Linked DNA regions of Mus musculus: region 1 is linked to region 2. A link is a loop called in an ENCODE intact Hi-C map of the cell type or tissue named here. Cell type or tissue: heart. All regions are shown on one strand. Links, peaks and the distances in the headings refer to the core of each region. The heading gives the core; the rest is flanking DNA.

What was found. A loop is a pair of places that touch in the nucleus more often than their neighbours do. Peaks named below come from ENCODE experiments on the same cell type or tissue, not always from the same donor. Only the 100,000 strongest peaks of a DNase experiment are listed, where the experiment ranks them.
Region 1: a loop joins it to region 2, with 12 times the contacts of the local background. A loop is called at or near these places in 22 of 42 quality-filtered maps.

The regions. Positions count from the first base shown.
Region 1 is chr13:59,070,619-59,075,744 of GRCm38, reverse strand. The region is part of intron 16 of Ntrk2 (neurotrophic tyrosine kinase, receptor, type 2); the gene reads right to left. It overlaps Gm53063 (predicted gene, 34245), which reads left to right and starts at 2,031. Exons shown (of 4, transcript NR_168904.1): 1 at 2,031-2,148; 2 at 3,666-3,753; 3 at 4,139-4,309; 4 at 4,419-5,126. In heart, for the core only: a CTCF peak has its summit at 1,974 (motif pointing right); a DNase peak (open chromatin) is centred at 1,964; H3K4me3 peaks cover 680 bases; H3K27me3 peaks cover 1,248 bases.
Region 2 is chr13:58,803,696-58,808,821 of GRCm38, reverse strand. It overlaps Ntrk2 (neurotrophic tyrosine kinase, receptor, type 2), which reads right to left and starts at 1,125. Exons shown (of 18, transcript NM_001025074.2): 1 at 809-1,125; 2 at 1-437. The coding sequence starts at 93. In heart, for the core only: a CTCF peak has its summit at 2,297 (motif pointing left); a DNase peak (open chromatin) is centred at 2,181; H3K4me3 peaks cover 1,539 bases; H3K27ac peaks cover 365 bases; H3K27me3 peaks cover 2,221 bases.

The DNA.
Region 1 (5,126 bases), core at 935-3,434, 270 kb before region 2:
GACTCACATGGCTGACAGTGGTAAGAGATGGGAATTGTCGGCTCACCTCAAAGTGCAGGGGAGGGACTTTACATGGAATGGTAAGACGTGCTCTCAGTGGGGCTGCTGATGCTGACATGGTTCAGCAATTAGGAGCACTAGTTGCTCTTGCAGAGGACCTGGGTTCAGTTCCTGGTACCCACATGGCTGCCCACAATGGTTCTAACTCCAGTTCCAGGGTGTCTGATGCCCTCTTCGCTTCCACAGGCACTACACACAAGAGGCGCACACAGACGCTAGCACACTTCAATAAAAATAAATAAATCTTACAAATAAGGGTTGTTTTTTTTTTTTTTTTTTTTGCAGTGGTGGTGGCTGAGGTTGCCAGGAAGGGCCTGGGCAAGAAACCCGGAGCATGAATCCGCAGGAAGTTAGGGATCTGAACTAGTTCTTTTCACACTGCTGGAAAATCTCTCACATATCACCTTAGAAGGGGAGAAAAGAGCAATATTATATGAGTGGACTCATGTCCATAATACAAGAGTGGCATGTCATATCATAGACACGGGGGATGCAGCGGGAAAGTAAGTACGGTGAGCCAATAGCAATCTTGAAATATTCCAAAAAGGCCTAAGTCGGTGCTCCCACCCCTGAGAGCCATCCTCCACTCAGAGTAGTTTATCTGAGAGAGCCACATTCTAAGCATGGAGGCGGGAGTCCTGGGTAAGCATCAGCACGGGCTCCCTGCTGCTCACCAATGGCAACGAGAGTCCTAAGAACCAGTCACACATTCCCACGTCCTATCTCCCGTGGTACCCTCATGACAGCATGAGGCAGCAGGCAGAAAAGACATTTCCACTTTGGTGAACTTGGAAATAAGGGTCAGAGAAGTTGATCCAATGAGCCGAAGTCGCATCACGCTGTGCACACATAACAGAGGAGCAAACAGATCTGGGTCTCTGTGTGATGGATGGTTCGTGTACCAGATGTAGAAATGACTCAAAATCACCTTGTTATGACCTTGAAAGTTAACCCTTTCCACCTCCTGGAGGTGGGGAGTAACCTCAAAAGATGCCAGGACACTTCAGGAGGTGACTTTGCCTCTCTGAATACTGTTTTCTTCATCTGCAGCATCAAAACACAGGTGTAGGAAGGGCTACACATCTGTGACTTCAGATACCAAGGCAAGAAGATGAAGAAATGAGGGGCAGCTTGGGCTAGCTATGTGGTGAGACTTGGCCTCAAAAATCAAAGCACCAAAACAAAAGCAGGTGGTTGAGCTGGCTCCATCCAAGCTGAGGTATTAAGGTAGAATGCGTACCCTTCCTTTCAAGGTCCAAAATCAGCTCTCTAATGCACTAAAATGAGTCTTCTTGGGGCAAACTTTTTTTTTTAATTACAATTAAGCCTACCGAGTTTTCTAGAGAGAACCTGCTGCATGCTAGAAGAGAGCTGTGAAGAATTTAGCTGAAGGAGGCCGAAAGAGCACTACCACCCAGCTTAGCTGGCCCCGGTTTCTCTTTGCCCTCCGCACAGGCCACCCATCCCTCCGAACCCATTCAAAACAGGAGGGTTCCCGGGCTGTGCGCAAAGGCAACGCACGAGGCCCCATCCTCCGCAGCCCCCGCGGCTGCATCCCGTCATCAGAAACATGTGAATGAACCAAATTATCTCCAGGGCTCAGGGCGTGGGCCACATAGCCAGGCTCCACCGTCAAAGGATCCAGCGTCATGTTCTCCACCCCCTTATGTGAAGGCTGGTGCTGTCGTACTGTGCTGAGGGAGGCAGCCAGCCTGGAAGTGCCATGTAAGGAAGAAACTGTTCCGTTTCGGTGTTCGGCTTCGAAAATAGCTGCTAATAAAAAGCCTTCGTACTGTGACACTTCAATACAGACACCCACAAGGATACCTTGACAAGCTGTTTCAGTCTTCGCAAGCCTTTTCTTGCGCAAGGCCCCACCAGTCACCCACAGACACAACCCTGCAGAGACAGAGGCGGCCAGCAGGGGTCTGCCTAGTCTGCTGGGCCGGGAGCTCAAGCCCTGCTGCTCTATCGGAAGCTTCTGCCTCCTTTTCCAGCTGCAGCTTATGGTGTGTCTCGCTCACTACATTCAGGATATCTAGGACAGTGCCTACCTAGAGGATGAGCCAAACTCGCCCCGCAGACAAGGTGAGGGGCGTGTGTAGGGGGGAGCCTTAAACAATCTTCATTCACAAACTGATCCAAATAGAAGATTTGAAACATAATGGCAAACAGCATTGCTCAAGGAATCTGAGCTCTGATGGCAGACAGCAGCAGGGTGTGGCTGAACGGTACTGACGAAAATCCAAAGACCTTTCTCACTGGAAGTCCTAAAACTGTATTATGGCCATAACACCGTCTCCACTAGGAAAACAAAGGATCACACTTGAGAGAATTTTTAACAGCACATGGCCTTTCCCCACTGATGTGGTGCTGAATGGTGCATGCTAGGCTCCTGCTCCCTAAAGTTGTAACTTTCTGAAGTTCTTATTTTAAGGTGCTCAGTAAGTCGCAGAGCTGGGCCTGAGCTCCTCCTGCAGCCCAGACAGGCCTTGACCCTTCTGCTTTGACCTTCCTCTCCTTCCACCTCGGTCTTTCAAGTATTGAGGATTATATAAGCCTGAGACATGGAGCCTGGCCTCCCTGGCCAATTTCTCGATAATTAAGAGCAATCGCACAGTTTCAATTTAAATCAAGGCATGGAGGTCCAGGGAGTTTTCAAAATGAGCAAAGAAACAAGCGCCCAGGTATCCATGCCTATGGTCAAGTTTGAAAATTTGTTTGTGGCGAGGAGTGGGTAAGGTCATAGGTTCAAGAGAGATTTTTCTCATCAGAGCTCAGAAGGGATTTTGTTTGATAATTCTTTTATCATGTTTGTGTACATGTATGCACATGTGTGTGTTTGTGTGTGAGTGTTTGTATTTATCCGTGTTGAGGCCAGGGGTCAATTTTGAGTGTCATGCCTCAAAATTTTTAATGTTGTGTTTGCTGTTGTTGTGGTTGCTGCTGCTGTTGTGGTGGTTGCTGCTGCTGCTGCTGCTGCTGTTGCTGCTGTTTGAATCAAAGTTTGAAACAAGAGTTGGCCTGGGTCTCAGTGATTAGGTTAAGCTGGCTGGCCAGGGGTCTCCAGCTTCCGAGTGTGAGTTTATAAAAGTGTGCCACATGCCCAGCTTTCCCCCCTGTCTTTCCTTTAAACATAGACTCTGTAGATCAGACTTGGTTCCTCATGCCTACCGGGCAAGCACATTGCTGACTGTGTTGCCCTTCAACCTTAGATAAATATTTTTCTGGAGCCCGATGTGTGCCTCACTCTGTCTGGAAAGCGAAATTCCTCAGACTCTCTAAGCTTCTGCTAAGCTGTGTTCACCACAGGCTCGCCAGCACATGAAGCCCCTGTCACACAGCAGAGGACACATTCTGGTGTGTTAATGTTATCTAACCTGCATCCCGTGCTAGGATAGGTTGCTGTGATAATCTCTGTAGTGTCTGACAGGTGGACAGATAAAACAAGGGCAGGTTTGAAAGAATCTCTTGAGGACCGACATTGTCAGAACTCATGCCCTGGTGGGGCTCCACAGTTTCTGGCCAGTGTACCTAGTGCAGTGGACAGCATCCTTGCTTTGGAAGAAGAATACGGACCATTCTTTTCTGAAAACTCCTTTTAGTGTGATCAGCAAGAATCCAGTACACGTGGGGCACTTGGAGTTTAACACCAGAACACGTATGCTGCACACGAGAACCCTTTGGCATTAGGTATGGATTTTTTAAGGTTACTAACAGCCCTACCTGATACTCTCCTCCCTTTAAAACTCAGCCAAAGTCTAACTTATTTTCCCATAGAATTTTATAGATCTCCTCCCTCGCCTCCAACAAAATCAGTTTTTTTTTTCTGTACAGCATGTATCTCCCTGCTTAATATCAGACTGAATCATTCATGTGTCTTCTCCCAGGGAGATTTTCTTTAGGGACCAGAACATGTCTTGCAGAAACCCAGTTACGAAGTCTATTTGGAATGCTATCTTAAGTTAATCTAGCCATTCATCTGCCTAGTACTTCCCAGGAATGGGCATAGAACAAAAGCCAAGACTACAAGATGCAGGGAACACTACTGATATTTTCTGCCCACACGGCTTTCCAGTGCTTTCTTGAGCAAGTCCATGTTTGAGCCTGAGAAACTTCTCAGAGTCGGACCGAGGCTGGCATGACTCCCCCTACTCACTGCTCACCCAAGATGAAGAAGAAGCTCTCCTACTTCAGCAATAATCCTGTGTAGGCAGAAAAACTTTAATTGTACAAGTATTATGTAAATGTAAGTTATTTAATTAAAAAGGAGGTGGGGGGGGAAGCCTTCACAGGAAGTAGCTATTTTTTTTATATATATAAAAAAGATGAGAGAATTTTGTTTCTCTTTACTGCAGATTGTAAGTAGCTCACTGATGGGCCTTGAGATGACACATCCTTTGTAGAGAGGGAACAGCCGCCTTCTGCTTCGAGGAAAGATGAAGTAGCAGAGATGAGTTCCCCCCACCCCCCACCCCAGGCAGCCTAACTATAAACCGTTTCCACACTACTTAATAAACGTAAGGACGGCTAGTACTCCTTGAGAGGTAAGTGGTCATGGGGAGTCAAGAGAGCACTCAAGTCTAGGTCCCTGAAAGTTCCACAAGATGGCTAATCTTCACTGTCAACCTGATTACACTGGGGGCTACCAGGGAGATTGATGGAGTAAGACCCTGGGTGTGTCTGTGGGGGCTTAGCTGAGAGTTTAGCTAAGGCCAGAAGGTCGGCTCTGACCTTTCTGCAGGCTGCAGTCCTGGCTGAAGTAAAGGGGAAGGAAGGAAAGGCCAGGATACAGGTCTTAGTCTCTCTCTCTCTCTCTCTCTCTCTCTCTCTCTCTTTCTCTCTCTCTTGTTTGTATATTTCTTTACCTCCCACCCACCCTTTCCTTTCTACATTTTCCCAGCATGCTGTGATCTGACATGGCATGTGATCCCATGAAGATGTACCAAACTCACTGAAGCACCAGGTTGCCCGTGAGAACAGCAGTCCTTGGAAAGGAAACCAAAGGCTGAAGGTCACAGCACTGGGTGCTCACTCACACAGGGCAGAGAGAAGTGCTGGCTTCC
Region 2 (5,126 bases), core at 1,104-3,603:
GGCGAGAGAGGCCCTCCAGAAGCCCAAGACCAGCAGGCATAAGCCCCAGAGCCGCGCCATGGCGGGTCCATGCCACTTCAGCCAGGGCGACATCCCGAGCTGCCAGTGCCAGTCAGTCGGAGTGCGTGTCCCTACGCTGAGCCAGGCGTCCCCCGCCGGAGGGGGGAGGCCTTCCCTGCGCCCTCTTGCTGCTTGGTGCTGGTGGCCTCCCGCGGAGTGGAGCGTACCAGAGGCTGAGCCTGTCGGTGCTGGGGCTGAGCAGGTTGGCGCTGACCAAATGGTTCACAGTGGCTGGGACATCGCGGGCCGCTGCTCCGAGCCACAAGGCGGCTGCATAGTCCTATACGCCAGGCACCACTCGGTGGATCTCCCTGGACTCTTTGGGTCGCAGAACCGCTAAACCGGCACGAATATCGATATCGGTGCGCACCTCAGGGCTGAGGACAAACAGACATGGATGAGACTAATAGACCCCACACACCACCAACTGGGACACAGTCCCTCCGCGCTCTCCTCACCCTGAACCCCAAGCCTGGAGAATGAATGTCTGAGTGCCCAGCTCCCGCCCCGCCATCAACTTGCCCCTTAGTGCCCCCCCCCCGTGTGCCCGCCCTCCCTTCAAGCCTGAGGCCGAGGCATGAGAAGTCGGTAACGGGTCTTTGAGAGCAGATTCCATGGCATAGGCCAAGCCAAGGACCCTCCAAAGAGGCTGCGGCAGCGCTGGGGCCCCAATGATGCTGCAGAATCCTCCCCGGCCGCTGGGCGCGGGGGGAGAGGGGAGGTGGGCAGGTGGCGCGGCACATCCCACCTGGGGAGCAACTGCGGTAGCAGGACAGTGCCGGCCCAGGCCACCGAGGACTGTCCGCGCGGCTTCCCCGGCCTCCCGTAGCAAGCGCAGGGAGCAGAGCGCTGCAGAAGCAGCAACAGCAGCTGAAGCAGCGACTGGGCTCTAACCGGCGGCCGCCGCCGCCGCCGCCTCTGCTACTGCTGGCGAAGTGACGTGAGGGCTGACGCAGAGCAGGGGCAGAAACTCCAGAAAATTAGTATGAAATCCAAAAACACACACGCTCACACACGCGCGCGCGCACACACACGCACACACGCATAGCATAGCACCCTCCAGACAAAAGCAAGGCGGAGGGGAGGGAATCTGGGGGCGAGCGGGGAGGAGGAGGCTTGGTGCCAGCGGCCAGGCGCAGACAGCAGCATGTGGGAGTTCACACTCGCGCGCACGCACACACCTTGGCGGGGTAGCTGTGCGGGTGTGCATGTGTGCGCGTGTGCGTGTGTGTGCCCCCTTTAGACCCCGGTACATCTAAAATGCAGCGATGCTTCCTTGGTCCCTAATTCTTACATCTCTTCCACATCGCAGTACAGACTAGCTCCCCCTTTTTTAAATGGAAGCCCTGTTTGGTTAGGCTCTGAAAAAAATGCTCTGATTCGTATTGTAGGAATCCTCCCTTTTCCTTTTCCTTTCCCTCTCCCTCCCCGCCGCGTTCTTCTTTCTCACCATGCTCATAGGGGAAAGCAAGCTATTTCCAAAATATAGGGAAGACAAGCTACACCCCGTACAAAAATAAATATATAGCGCTGTACGTTAGTAACCAAGGACCATTGCCGGGTTCCGGACTACCTATTTAGGGGTGGATGGTTCCAAAGCTCTCCTGATGGGGTTTCTGCCAAGAGAGAAGTGTAGACAGCCTGCAGACACAAGTGTAGCTCTGATGGATCTTTCTCCTGCCGTTTGCGCCACAGAGAGAGCCCTGCGTGGGAAGGGAGCGCGCCGGCCGCGCTGTGGGTTCCCTAAATGCTTTGCACCGACCCTGGCCTGTGGAATGGATGGCTCCGCATCATCTTCTCTTATTCCTTAACCTGGCAGGATGCAGCCATTTGAGGATCACAGCTTCACTCCCCGCGACACCCACCCGCACGCGGAGCACCCAAGCCCCTGTCCCCTGCCCTGCCGTACCTTGCGCGTGTTCGTGTGCGCGCGTGCATGTGCGCCAACGTGTACCCTGCACCCGCGCTGCCCGAGGCAGGATGTGCTTCCAGCTACCGAGAGGCCGGGCTCCGGCAGCGCCCTAGAGTCTCAGTGGGGACACGTGAGATGATTCCGGAGGGTCGAGTGACAAACGTGCGGGTGCAGTTAAATGGTCGCTGCGGGCCATTCGCGAGCCTGATCTGAGCCTCCTCTCACCATTTGTAGCTGCGACCGCCCGCACATCCGCAGTCATTTAAAAGGGAATCTGGTAGATGCGCCGCAGTGCCTGACACTTTCGAGGGCTCTGGTGCCCCCGCGTGGGGAGAAGAAACCCAGCACGCTCCGGTACCTCGGGCCATTGCTACCACCGCATTAGGAACTGCGCTACCGGCGCACTGCAGCTCCAGATGCGCAACCGCCGCGCTGTGTGCACATTGCTACCCAGGCAGTGCGCCTCTCACCAGATCCCTACAATCTCCTGCCTCTGAAGTCCTCCACGCACCACAAGACAATGCGCTGGAGTCCAATTTAAGACATAAGAATAGTCATCCAACTGCCCGCAAAAGGCCAGAAATGAGAAGGATGATGTCAGGGGAAATGTTTGGGTCTTCGCACAGCCTTAAACATCACTAAGAAATAAAATCAATCTAGCAAGATTTTCACATAGATGTCATGCACCAGGGATAGAAATATAATCCTTACACATTTAAAACACCCGGCCGGCCGAGGCCTGGAGCAAAAACCAGCAGGTCACCTCACCCCCTTCCCTGAGCCCTGATACACCTTGGGGGCTTGGACCACCCAAGCTTCAGATAACTTCTCAGTTCTGCCTGCCACCTTTGCTGCTGTGGCAAGGCACAGAACCCCAAAGCTAAGACATCTTTGTCCAGGAGACACAGTTGTGCTGCCAATGTTCTTTTAGGGAGACTTTTCCAGACACATACACGTGCGTGCGCGCGCGCGTACACACACACACACACCTTATTGTGTATGTGTGTGGGTTACCAAATCAAGGGTATCAGAGGAAAGCTGATTTTCTCCTTCCATCACGCGTCCTGGGAGCAAGGTGAGATCAGACCAAGTGTCTACTCACTGAGCCATCTCTCCTTCCATTTGCCAGTGTCTTTTGTGGAAAAACCCCTAGGAACACTGAAGAGGAAGGGAGGAGTAATTACTGCCCCACTCCCGCCCCTGCGCACTCATGCGTGCCCCAGACTCATGCCTACTCTCACTCCATTTTTTCTCAGAAAATGTCCATTTCTATGATGGTGGCTACAGTATTGACGTGGCATCCAAGACTGGCAGAGTTTGTGTGGTTTATAGACAGGAAGAGTCTAATGAATGCTGGAATATTTGCAGGATTTGTAGAACGAGTACATGCTACTGTTACGTGCCACTTCAGTTAGGATGGGCTGCCCACTTCCTGCTCCCCGTTCCTTGGGCCACCGTCTTGTCTTGGTCCACACTATTTTGTCCTTTCAACAGACTGTTTATGGAAACGTTGAAGAGGCAGGAATGATTATCAACTGTGTTTATTAAACTCGCTCCAGATCACAGTAGGCATGTTTAAATATGTGCTCAATGGCAAATACAATAATTTGAATTTGAAGCATGCCTCACCTAATCTCTACCACAGCCAGCCCTCTGTGTGAGCTTTCCTGGACACAGTTCCTCTTGTCCTGCAGTCCTGTACTCCGAGTTCCTCTAGTAGCCAGGTAAGTCCTTCACTGGGCTTGGGGGGGGGTTGTTCTCTCATTCACAATGGTAATACCATGAACAATAACAGGACACACGATAATGCTCTCTTAGCTTATAAACTTGAAGATCCATATCAACTTTGAGACCAGAAAGCTGTTATACAAAGACAAAACTCCACTAACTTTTGCTTCTGACTGAGGATTGGTCTCTCAACCAAACAACTAATAATACATAAGAAAGGACTGGGTTGTTTAAGCAAATGGGCATCGGACAACAAAGAAAGACTGTGGCAGAGTCAAGGGAAATCAAAGTGAGCAGAAGGCTCCCAACAGGAGAGTGTATGAAAGCTAAGAAGTCTCCATCTTGATTAGCATATTCAGAGGTGAAACCGCCTGTAGCCAGGGGTAAAAGCCCTGGGCAGATGCAAAGGAGCTATATCAATCCCTGCAGAGACGCAAAGGAATTATGGCAATCCCTGCGCAGACACAAGGCATCTATGCCAATGAAAAGAATCAAAAGTAAAAAGTGAAATCACAGCACATCAGAATTTGTAGGGAGCCACTGAGCCAGCCGTTAGGAAGAACGCTACAACACTACACCCCAATCCTGGAAAAGAACAAATGTCCCTAGTCAGTGACATTGACTTTGAGTGTTGGGACCTGTAAAAGAACAAATTATCACAAAGAAATCCAAAGAGATGGAATAATGCAAACCAGAATGAAAAAAATAGCAAAAACACGTAAAAAAAACAGCTCTTTAAGATGAATAACATTGATAGACATCTGGTTGGGCCAATCAGGAAAGAAAGAAAGAGAAAGAGAGAAAGAAAGAAAGAAAGAAAGAAAGAAAGAAAGAAAGAAAGAAAGAGAGAGAGAGAGAGAGAGAGAGAGAGAGAGGAACAAAGAAAGAAACAAAGAAAGAAACAAAGAAAGAAAGCAAGCAGGCAGGCAGGCACTGGGGGGAGAGCAGGAGAGATGGTGCAGAGGCTCTGGTTTACTTCCCAACATCCAGAGTCACATACTATGGTCAGCAACCCACTGCCAGGACTTCTGATGCCCTCTTCTGGCCGCCTGAGGCATTACATGTGCATGGTGCATATACACTCACCCAGGGAAACACACAAAGTGAAAATAAATCAATATTTTTTAAAAGGGAGAGAAATGAAATAATGAATTCAACAAGAAACCCCAGATGATTTATAAATATTAACAAAATCACACAAGTATACTGTGAACAACAACAACTACACACACACATAAACACACACACACACAAAATTGATGACACAAATAACAACATTCTCTATACAGGAAACAGATAAACTGAGTAGTCCTGATCTTACGCAGATCTTTAGTTCATCTTTTAACATCTTCCCACTTGGGTCTGGAGAGATGCTCGGTGAATAAGGATGTATGCTATGCAAGCATGAGTTCAAATCCCAGAACCT